Regions from separate parts of the Mus musculus genome. Here region 2 is linked to region 1. Evidence: chromatin loops called from intact Hi-C (ENCODE). Cell type or tissue: left cerebral cortex. All regions are shown on one strand. Links, peaks and the distances in the headings refer to the core of each region. The heading gives the core; the rest is flanking DNA.

Evidence for each region. A loop is a pair of places that touch in the nucleus more often than their neighbours do. Peaks named below come from ENCODE experiments on the same cell type or tissue, not always from the same donor. Only the 100,000 strongest peaks of a DNase experiment are listed, where the experiment ranks them.
Region 2: it touches region 1 in a loop (2.1-fold over the local background); 2 of 42 quality-filtered maps call a loop at or near these places.

Annotation. Positions count from the first base shown.
Region 1 is chr13:107,888,051-107,893,433 of GRCm38, reverse strand. Zswim6 (zinc finger SWIM-type containing 6) reads left to right here and starts at 3,370. Exons shown (of 18, transcript NM_145456.3): 1 at 3,370-3,830; 2 at 3,832-3,840; 3 at 3,843-3,848; 4 at 3,851-3,853; 5 at 3,856-4,037. The coding sequence starts at 3,385. In left cerebral cortex, for the core only: CTCF peaks have their summits at 2,216, 2,942 and 4,203; DNase peaks (open chromatin) are centred at 3,240, 4,190, 4,721, 5,140 and 3 more places; H3K4me3 peaks cover 3,971 bases; H3K27ac peaks cover 3,329 bases.
Region 2 is chr13:107,966,883-107,972,265 of GRCm38, reverse strand. No RefSeq gene overlaps it. Among named protein-coding and RNA genes, the nearest start is that of Gm41054, 12 kb to the left of the region's middle. In left cerebral cortex, for the core only: no CTCF peak of the experiment used is centred there; DNase peaks (open chromatin) are centred at 1,715 and 2,224.

The DNA of each region.
Region 1 (5,383 bases), core at 178-5,177:
AACTTGTAACCTGGCAAGAAAGAGAAGACAGTAGCTCGGAGCGGGGTGATACTTGGCGCAATGGTCTAAATGTCTTAAGACAGAAAGTAGTAAGGGTGCTTAGAGAGAAGCCACACACCAAGGTGGGTTTTTCCAGAGGAAGTGGCCTTTAAAGCAAGTCCTTGAAGGAAGGGGAGGAATTTAACAAATTCCAAGAGGAAAGAGAGAGAGAGAGATTTCAGGCCTCAGGAATGTATTGAGCAAATGTGTGGGGCAGGCATGTCCTGTTGGGACATAACAGCATTCCTGTTGAGGAACTGGGGGGAAAAATTCAGTTGCATTTTCAAAGACAAGGCTGGAAAGTTGGGTTTGGTCGAGACAGATCATAGTCACTCTGGTCTCTTCCCAGTAGGCAGCATAAGAGCCATTTCAAGGGACTTGCGGGGGGGGGGGGGGGGGGAGAGGATAGGCTACACAGACACGCCAGTCAGCAACAAGGCCCTGCACAGCAAAAAGAAACACCTGTGAGCAGTGAGAGGGGCTGGGATAGTCAACACCGAAAGTGAATGGGGGCGGGGGGGGGGGGGGGCTGCATCAAAGAAGTTATCAAAGGGGGACTGCTGCAGCATGGGGGACCCTGATAGGTCACCCTGGGAGACAAGAAATGCAGCGGAAAGGGAGTACTTTAAGTTTGAAATAGGCACTCTGATGGTGAGCGCTGTGATCTGGACACTGAGAAGAGATGAGCCAAGGTTTTTGGGTTTGACTTTCCACGGGGTGTCATCAAAAGTCGATCATAATAGGCTGTAGGATGAGGGCACATTAAAGTTTGGAGGAAGAGAAACAACAAACAAATGAGGCAGAGAGGAAGAGACAGAAACAGAGTCCAGAACAGAAGAGACAACAGGATGCCAGAGAAACCCAAGAATGGGGGGAACCACTCAAAAGAAGAGTGGGCAGTGTTTGAGACCCCAGGGAGATCAAGTAGGGTTAGATCATCTTCAGTGGCCTTGGGCTTTCTTTGAATTAGAAAATGAAGCTGGATTGCCCCAGGGCTAGGGGGTATAGTTCAGCCCAAGAGCATTGACGCTGGAGGGCCTATGTTCCATTCCCAGAAAAAACTTAACAAAAAATGACTGGATCCCTCCAGGGAAGGTCCATGTCTTAGATCCAGCCTCTTTTAGTTCATTGCGATATCAAATTCTTTAAATGTTAGCCCCCTCTAAAGGTATGTATTTTCCGGTAACGGAAATTAATCCCTCCCACCAACACCGCATCTGACCCTGAATGAGTCATTAATTCTGTCCGAGGACATCAGTTCTGTCCTTTTTAACTTTCTAATTCAGAGACCCGTGTACACGGGTGGAAATGTTCAGCGACCTGTACTGCACACGCTTTTGTCGTGACTTTTTGAGGACAGACTAGGGCTCACCCTTCTTTCTGCTCCGATACTCTAAGTTTTAAAGTCTCTTAAAATTATTTCTTAAAGAGATATAGATATTAAACAACCGGAGGAAAGGGACTTCCTCTTCCGCTTGCCCATAAAGCTCTTCCAGTTTTCTGTCCGGCTTTTTCCTAGGCACCGAGGAGGTGCCTAGAAAAATACTGGATGAATATACAAAAACATGTCACCAAAATTTTCCTAACAAGCAGCTATGGAAAGTCTGCCAGCGTCCTGTCTCCAGGGACTTCTAGCCTGGGGCTCCCGATGCCCGACATGGATCACGTCCAATGTCTCGGGCGGCCTTCGCTTTGAGTGGGCAATTTTCTTTACAACGCCGACGCGCGTAGTTGCTTTAAATTCAGACCAGGTAGGCAGTGGGGAGTAGCCAATATGCGAAAGTGTCAGAGGAGCTAGGGCTTATCTCCAACAATAGGACAGTATCTCTAACACTGTTTACAGTAAAAACAGAAGGTGGAGCAAGAAGTCAGAGTGTCTAACGTGGTCATTAAGCCTGCGGCTTGGCTGAGATCTAACCAAGCTCTGCAGAGTGCGAAGAACAATGTCCGCAGGGTTCCCGGTTCAGACGGGGACTCGTTTCTCCGCCTCCGCTGGCGCCCGGGCACCGTCTCCCAGCGCTGCTCGCTCTCCTGCTGCCCTGCAGCGGGGAGGACCCGCCGGTCGGGCGCCGCCAATGCTGCAGGGAGCGCAGCGCGCGTCCGGAGCGCCAAGGACTCCAGGTCTCAGCCCCGCCGCAGATTCCAGAGCGCCCGCGGCTGTTGTCCGCCACCGGGCGGCCGTGAGCGACAACCGTCTCGCGTTGGAGAGTTTGCGCGATCCTCTCTGCCCGTGTGTGCGCTCTAAGTGAGCGGCCCGACCCCCTGGGTCTGCAGCAGGTCGCGGCAGAGGGCGACTGGGGCTCTGGGGTGAAGCCGGGCGGGCCGGCTTCTTGGCCCGAAGGACTGAAAGAGTGCGAGGGCGGGGCGGGGCAGGGCGGCGCGGCCGGCTCGGGACGCGCGTCCAGCGGCTGCGGGGCAGCATCCGAGCGCTGCGCGTGTCCGGGCGCTCGATCGACTCGGCTCCCTGGCGTGTCACCGGGCCGGAGCGAACCCGGGGCTCAGGGCTGGGTGCGCTGCAGTTACGCGGGGCAGCCGCGCCCCTTCCCCACCTGGGTCGGCGAAAAGTGAAGTGGAAAACAGTGGCTGAGCTCAGCCCTCCTCCCTTTCCCCCCTGCGCCGCAGCCACGGCCGAGGGTGGGGGAAGTTCGCTTCGCCGGGTTGGAAGGAAAGCAGGCGGCCTGGGCCGCGCCTCCCCCGCCTTCCTCTCGGCCGCGTCCCCGGGGCTTCACGCAGCATTTCTTTGTTTTGAAAGCGCCTCCTCCGCCCAGAGGCTTTTCCCCGCGGGGCCGGCTGACTGGGGGGTGGGGCATCGAGCAGTCGGCCCGCCCTCCATTTAGTCCGGAACCCTCCCCCCTCCCCGCCCCGCGGCGACCCACGAGGAGCGTCCACGCTCGGCGGACATCAAAAGGAGGCAGGGCGCTGGAGGGCTAAGTTGAGTAGACAGGGGGCGCAGAGACCCACCCACCCTTCCCCTTGGCAGACGGCCCGACCCCTCCCGCGGAAACCCCGCCTGAGCCCCGCCTCCCGCGTCACAGCAGCCTGACATTCTCACAGCCCACCGGGCACCCAACCCGGGTGCCCCCGCCACCCCCGTGTCCACGGAGCGCTCTATTTATGTTTCAGCCCAGTGATTTGCATAGGCCCCGCCCCCTCCCCTAGGTTCTCCCTATCGGCGCTCCTCCTCGGCGATGTCGTCACGGCCTAGGCCACACCTCCCGTGCCCCTACAAGGAGCGGCGGGCCCTAGATGGCAGCGTGGCGTCGCCACGGCGTGTGCGTGTCGCGCTTCCTTGTGCCGTTTATAGGGTCCCGGCACTTCCGCTGTCGGGTTAGAAGCGGCGCGGTCATGGCGGAGCGCGGACAGCAGCCTCCTCCCGCGAAACGGCTCTGCTGCCGGCCGGGCGGCGGCGGCGGCGGCGGCGGCGGTGGTGGGGGCAGCAGCGGCGGCGGCGCGGGTGGCGGCTACAGCTCTGCCTGTCGGCCCGGCCCGCGGGCGGGCGGTGCGGCGGCGGCGGCGGCGTGCGGGGGCGGCGCGGCACTGGGGCTGCTGCCGCCGGGCAAGACCCAAAGCCCCGAGTCTCTGCTGGACATCGCAGCGCGCAGGGTGGCGGAGAAGTGGCCGTTCCAGCGCGTGGAGGAGCGCTTCGAGCGCATCCCGGAGCCGGTGCAGCGCCGCATCGTCTACTGGTCCTTTCCCCGCAGTGAGCGGGAGATCTGCATGTACTCGTCCTTCAACACCGGCGGCGGCTCCGCGGGCGGCCCCGGCGACGACAGCGGCGGCGGCGGCGGGCGGCAGCACGGGCGCGGCGCGGCGGCGCGGCGGCTCCTCATCCTCGCCGGCCGCCACCTCAGCCGCCGCCGCCGCCGTCGCCGCGGGCACCGGGACCCCGTCGGTGGGGGCGGCCAGCGCTGCGGACGGCGGCGACGAGACGCGGCTGCCCTTCCGCCGGGGTATCGCGCTGCTGGAGAGTGGCTGCGTAGACAACGTCCTGCAAGTCGGTGAGTCACGGGGCTGCCGCGGGCCGTCGGTCCTTCGGTCTGTCCTCCTGTCCCTCGGGGGTGGGGGAGGGCAGGGTCTCCCCTCCGATCCCCTGGGCCGCCTCGGGTCGGGCGCGCGCGGTGCAGCAGCGGGCGACTCGGACGGTCCCCGGAGCGGAGCGCCCATTTCCTCCCGCTGGTCCCCGCCCCCGTCTCCCCGGACGGGCTAGCGCGAGTGGGAAATGAATCAGCAAGGACGCGCCCCTCGGTGGCGGGGTGGTGGGTGTCGGCGTCCCGGTCGTCTGTCCGGCAGGCTGAGTGCGGGTGTGCGGGGCGGGCGTGGACAAAGGCGCGGGTGGCCGCGGGGCTCGGGCTGGGGCGTGCGGCGCGGGGGAGGGGGCGCGGGCCGCAGACAATGCCGACCGGGGCGCTCGCTCTGCACTGCCCGGCTCGCGTCCTTTCTTCTGGCGCTGCTCCGCGCCCCGCGGTCCGAGGTGGGGTGGTGGCGATCCCTTCAACCCCGCTCGGCCACCGCTCCGCTCGGGGCTCCGACGGCCGGCCGGCTAGCCGGCCGGCCCCTCGTACTCAGGCTGCTTTAAGGTGTCTGCAACGAGCTCCGCGGCGTCCGCGTCCGGGTCCCCGAGCCACCCCGGCCGGCAGTGACGGCCGGCCGGGCCGCTGAGGGGCGCCGCTCTCGCTTCTCCGTCCCGTGAGGCACCCCGCCGCCCGACTTCTGCCTGAGCCCGGGGTTCGGGCGCGGTGCTGAGGGAGCGGGCAGCACCGCCGACGCTGTGACCCGCGGCCGGCGTCCGCACCGAGGGGCCCCGCGGCCCCTGCGCCCCTGCGCTGCTGCGCGCCCCGCACCTCCCGGCAGTTTGTTCTCCTTTCGGGTTTATTTGTGCCCCTTTCAATTTTCTGTCACCCTCCGAAAAGGGGAAAGCAAACAAAAGAGCCTCTTTATTTCTTTTCAGGGCTTGTAAAGTAGAAGATATTTGACAAAGGCGAGAGAAGGGCTTGTGATTTAAAGCTGCACAGCCCTTCTTTCTCTGACAGACCAGGAGAGTTTTCTCAAATCCCTCTGCCTTCCGCGGGGCTTTTCTTTTTCTTCTGATTAGATATCTTTTCCAGCCATAGTTACGGGAACGTTTGAACTGGATTGAAGTGAACAATGCTGCAGCGCAGCCTCCCTGTCCCCATATTTTTCCTCCGGATTGCTGAAGGCGTATTTTATAACCCCCCTCCCACACTGGTTGAAATTGTAGGGATGAACCCCGAAGCAAATGAATGAGGATTGATAGATTTGAAAGGCTGTGTCTGCCTCTGTCCGTCTCTCTCTCTCTCTCTCTCTCTCTCTCTCTCTCTCTCTC
Region 2 (5,383 bases), core at 192-5,191, 79 kb before region 1:
ATTCCCCAGTCACTGGGCCATGGTAATTATCCAGGAAGGTGTTTGAAGACATGCTCCATTGAAAGAGTGATAACAACCTTCAGAAACTGCTTAATCCCCAGGAACGAAAACCAGTCTGATGGCGGCTGCACATGATGGAAACAAATAATCACTGAAATTAGAGCCACGCACGGAAGAGCGCCCGAGGGGTGCTTGCCAGCAGCTGGCAGTGTCAGGAGAGCTGGGGTCCAGGCAGCGGGCCCTGCCCCAAGGCACTCATGGAGAGTTGATGTCTTTCTCTGGGTTGCATGGCCCACAGCCCCACATCACAAGAGCCTGGATCCTTGGCTCCTGGGAGCCTGGAAATTGGAGTCTCTTGTTTTTATTTATTTGTTTATTTATTTATTTATTTTCCAGTTCTTTTACCTTTTCCCTGCACGGAGGAGAGATGCAGCTGACTTTATTTACATCAAACAGCTGTGGAGGTTAAAGTTAACTCCAATGTCGAGCCTTATAATTTACTTGAAAAGTGCACTGACTCTTTAAGCACCCTTACTTCCTAAGTACGCAGCAAGGCACACTATTCAGGGAGCCTCTTGTCGCAGAAAGCTGAATAAATTATATACATTATGAAGACATTTAGCTCGGAGATACTAAGAAAAAACATGGCCCCACACACACTGTCTGATATCCTCTCAAGTCAAGATGGGATGCTGAGGACTAAGATGTGACACCTATGACACCCTGTGACCTGGAGGCTGGTTCCTCTGTGTTCTCTGAGAGATGCTTGCTCTGGAGGAGGCTTGGTCAGCGCCTAAGAAGCCTGACCAGAGGGAATCATTTAGGAGCGTCTACTGGTCCTCACCCAGTTACCCCTTCCAGCCACCACAATCCCACCGGCCCCCCTTCAGAGCCCAACTTGGATGGCCCAAAGACCCATTTGAACCTTCAGGTGGTGGCAATCTTCCTCCACAACTACCACCATCTATGTGAAGACCCATGTGACTACGCAGCAGCCAAGTCCTTCCTGAATTCTTGCCCACAAAAGCATTTTAAAATATCAAAATGGTTGTTTTGGTTTCCTTCATTACGTTTTGGGATAATCTGCTACCTAATAGCATCAGCAGGCAAGAGTGTTCTCTCCTCTGACCTCCAAATCATTCCACGGGTTTACTTTCACTTTGGGGCCTAAAGACCACTGTTGTTGTTTCCTTGGCTTTGTCTCTTCAGAGTCCATATACAATTTTACCTCTCAGGCCATCACATGTCTGCTTTGCTTTCTACATCGCTGATGTAGAAAGAGCTGAGAAAACTGCCTCAGAGGGAGACTGAGGCCTGCCCAAGGTCACGTGACGAAGCTGAAGTAAACCCAGGTCTTCCCAAGCCAGGTTTCCTCCTCCTTTTTCCCACGTAATTATTTTCATTTCCCACTGACCTCATTTAAAAAAAAAAAATAGATGGATCGAGCCTTTTCTACCCCAAAAGCTGTAAACTCAGGACTTGACAAACCAGCAGAAGCCCCCAGCTGCAGCACCTCTAGGGGTGCCCAGAATATGCCTAGTGGCTGCCTTCTTCTCTTAAGGGGTGTTGAGGGAGGACAGCAAACAGGGAGGTGCCAGAGGACCTACTCCCTGTCTTGTTCCCCCCAAGGCTCGCATTCTGAAGGCAGCGTGCTAATTATGGTCAGAGCACAGGCTGGGATTCCGGAACACGCTGGGAAAATGCCAAGCTTGCCTCTCACGCTCCTGTGGTGGACACCTCTGAGAGAGAGAGAGAGAGAGAGAGAGAGAGAGAGAGAGAGAGAGAGAGAGACCTAAAGTATTTTTAAATGACATATTGCATATTTTGGAAGGGGACTCAGAAAAGATGAGTGATTGGAAGAAAAGATTTGAAGTCTGTGTTAGGACCGGGGCTGGCTAAGTGTTGGGAGAGTGTATCTGCATGCTTCATCTGCCACTCAACGGCTAGGCAGGCTGTCATTAATACATTCTCCACCGCCCACTGCCCCAGAGTTGCCTCATTTTTTCCCCCCTAAGCCCTACAGCACTGTCATTTCATGAGTCTGGCAAGGGAATTAGAGCCAATGAATAAGAAGACCACCTCCCCCACCTCCTGGTGAGGCTTCCCATTCCGTTCAGCTCTCTTGCCAACAATCAAGCAGTCTCCCTCCTCCATCCCCACCTCCTCCCACTCTCCTACACCGGAGAGGAAAGGATAATTGTGCGTCTTTCACATGAGGTGTGGTTTGGTTCGATATGTACTGTTGGTTCTGCAGATAGGCTGGTAGGAGGCTGTCTATTCATGTTATGCCATATGCCACTCTGCTGGCTGGCACGAGGGAGGAAGCCTGAAAAGCAAAGACGAGAAATGGATATGCCTCCTGCTTTTGAAGCACAGACTTTGATAATAATAATCATAAGGCAAGAATTTTAGAGAACAAAAATCACATAATTGCAGCTGTGTTAATCCTTCACCGGTTTCCTTGTGCTGTGTCCAATTTGCCTCTCAAAAAGACCCAGTGACAAATTAAATGGCCTCCCCAGACTCATAAAGCTATGCCCAACTGGATATTCCCCTATATGTATTGTATATATTCTGGAAAATTCTGTTGTAAATTGATTTTTTTTTCCAAATCTAGTTATAGTTCAAATATTGTCAAGGTGCTCTTGATTTAAATCAGTACCATTTTGTAAAGCAAATAATAATTTTGTAATGTAAATAATTGCTCCCTTGTTTGTTTTGCGAGTTTGGGATTTTGTGATTATATTTTTTTCTAATAACAAGCTATCCCTATAGTTAAGAGTAAGAAAATAGCAATGATAATTATCATTAATGATGTTGATAATATAAAGTTATAAAAATATAAGATAAAAATGTAGGAATTTAAAAAGGAACCTTTCTCTGGAGTGGGTGGGACTATGTGCCCATCCCACAGTTAAACTGTATGACACCATAGGTTAAACACACAGGAGGGAGGCGATTTTCTCTGAGATAGTCCACCATCGGGTCACTGTTTGACCAGAATACTGAATTTGATTGTGTAAAGAAAGCTATGTATGCACATATGTATACATGCATATATATGCATATGTAGCATTGTCTAACAAGAACTAGATAGGAACATAAGAGCCTGTGAGTAGAGAAGCCATTCAGATACACATTATTTCGTGTCATGAAATATTAGGCGGCTGTGAGGAAGGACAGAGCAGTACCTGAAGAGTTGCAGTGAGGTGCAGTGTTTGTCTGTCTGTCTGTCTGTCTGTCTGTCGCATAGTCAGCACTTGGAGGTTCTTGTTTGTGAGTGTGGAGTGAGCATATTCACCAGTTGGGTTCACCAGTAGTATGAATGGTGAATACTATCCCTATGGGGATATCCAAAATGCTCTCCCTTTGGGGTTTGCTGGGAGCTGTTGATAGGCTTGGGTGCCATAATGGTCACACTCACAGCAGACTAAGCAGCTCTGCCCAACACTATATGAACTTGAATCGTTCACAAAAGACTCCAGTTGTTTTTATGTACTTAAATTCAAAAGACAGGTTTTTTAAAATTGTATATCATTTAGTGAAGAAATACTAAAGTTTCCTTTTTCTAAGATTTTTTTTTCCTACTAGGAACATCACTCACTGGGTTATATTGCTACTACTTTGCTGTTGCTGCTGCTGCTGCTGCTGCTGGTGCTTGGGATCAAATTTTCATGTCTCTGCCATGATGTGTGATGGACAGGTGCTCCACTACTGAGCTGTAGTCTCTGCCCGACTCTGCATTGCTTGTTGAAGGGGAAATATGTCTCCGTCTCTTCCAGATGAAGTTCCAAGTAAGACCATAGTCTCTCTTTTAAGGTTGTGTGGTGGGTTTTCTGTATTTAAGAATATAAAGTGTTGACCATGTTACTGGGCTGCCTTGGGGGGTATGGTTCCTTCTTCTCAACATTTACTTCATTAAAATAAGAATGACTTGTCATCTCAAATGAAATGGAACTGTTGTTTATGCAGGGGAATGAGAAGAGAGGGAGTGGGACCGAGTGTGGATGCCCAAGGGTGAGTGGAGGCTTCTTGAGTCACCCTGAGCTGCTTGCTATTTAAGAAGCAGTCAGGATGACTCACTGTGATTACTGTGGTAATTTGAATATGCTTTGTCCAGGGAGTGACACTGTTTGGAGGTGTGACCTTGTTGGAGTAGGTATGGCCTTGGAGGCAGAGTGCCACTGTGGGCACGGGTTGTAATACCCTCATCCTAGCTGCCTGGAAGCAAGGCTTCTCCTAGTGGCCTTCAGATGAAGATGTAGAACTCTTAACTCTTCCTGCACCATGCTTGCCTGGATGCTGCCATGTTCCCACCTTGATGATAATGGACTGAACCTTTGAATCTGTAAACCAGCTCCAAGTAAATGTTGTCCTTGTAAGAGTTGCCTTGGTCATGGTTCACAGCAGTAAAACCCTAAGATAGTTACCAACTTGGAAGTTTTTCTATCTAAAGCATGGAATAGTGGGGTTAGGAATACTCACCAGTAATCCCACCACCCCAGGCTGTGGTCATGGGGTCTGTTGCCTTCCAGAACTCTTTGTTTTCAAGTTAGTGTCCTTTTAAATATGAAATACAGCAAACATACAAAACAATACAAAAACAGGACTCCTATTTTCTTCAGGATGGCAAATCACACAGTCTAACCACCCTCCAATGAAAACAATGGAAAATTCTGAATACAATACCAGAAGTTGGTTTTAAATGTGTTATCATTGAGTTGATAGGAATGTGTAAAGGGTCAGAAGCAAAAACGTGAACATAGAATCTTGAAAGGTAAAAGGGTTCCGAATGCCGTCTTCTTCGTGAAGGCATGGGTAGACCCCTGGCCTTTCCTTCATGGCCCTGGCTGGCACTGAACTCACGTTCAGGGGGGCACACGTAGTAAAAGAGACAAGAAACCATGCCCAGATCCCAACTGAGGTGAAGTTTAAGAGGAAAAGGGCAATAATATCGGGGTACAGATGACCTAGCTACACCCCCACTCACAGAAAGGTAGTGTGCAAACTCTTTTATTTTGACGACAGTGCCTAGTAGAAGTTGGCTTTTTCTCCTGAACATGTGTAACTACAGAGAAACCCACACAAGAGATTTTGGACCCAAAATTTACAACTCTCTGTGAGGACCAAAAACCCTCAAGCTAAAAGAAGAGAGAGAAAAAAAAAAGTGACTTGGTTTCAAGTTATAGTTGCTACAACAAATGTGGTCATCTCTTGAGAAAACCACTTCAGTCATGCCTTAAAGTTTCCCCAGATCAGCAGGGTGTGGTGGGCCCCTGCCATTAATCCTACGCTTGAGAGGCAGAGGTGGGTGGATCTCTGTGAGTGTGAAGAAGCCCGGTCATACTAGTGAATTCCAGGACAGCTAGTGTTATGTAGAGAC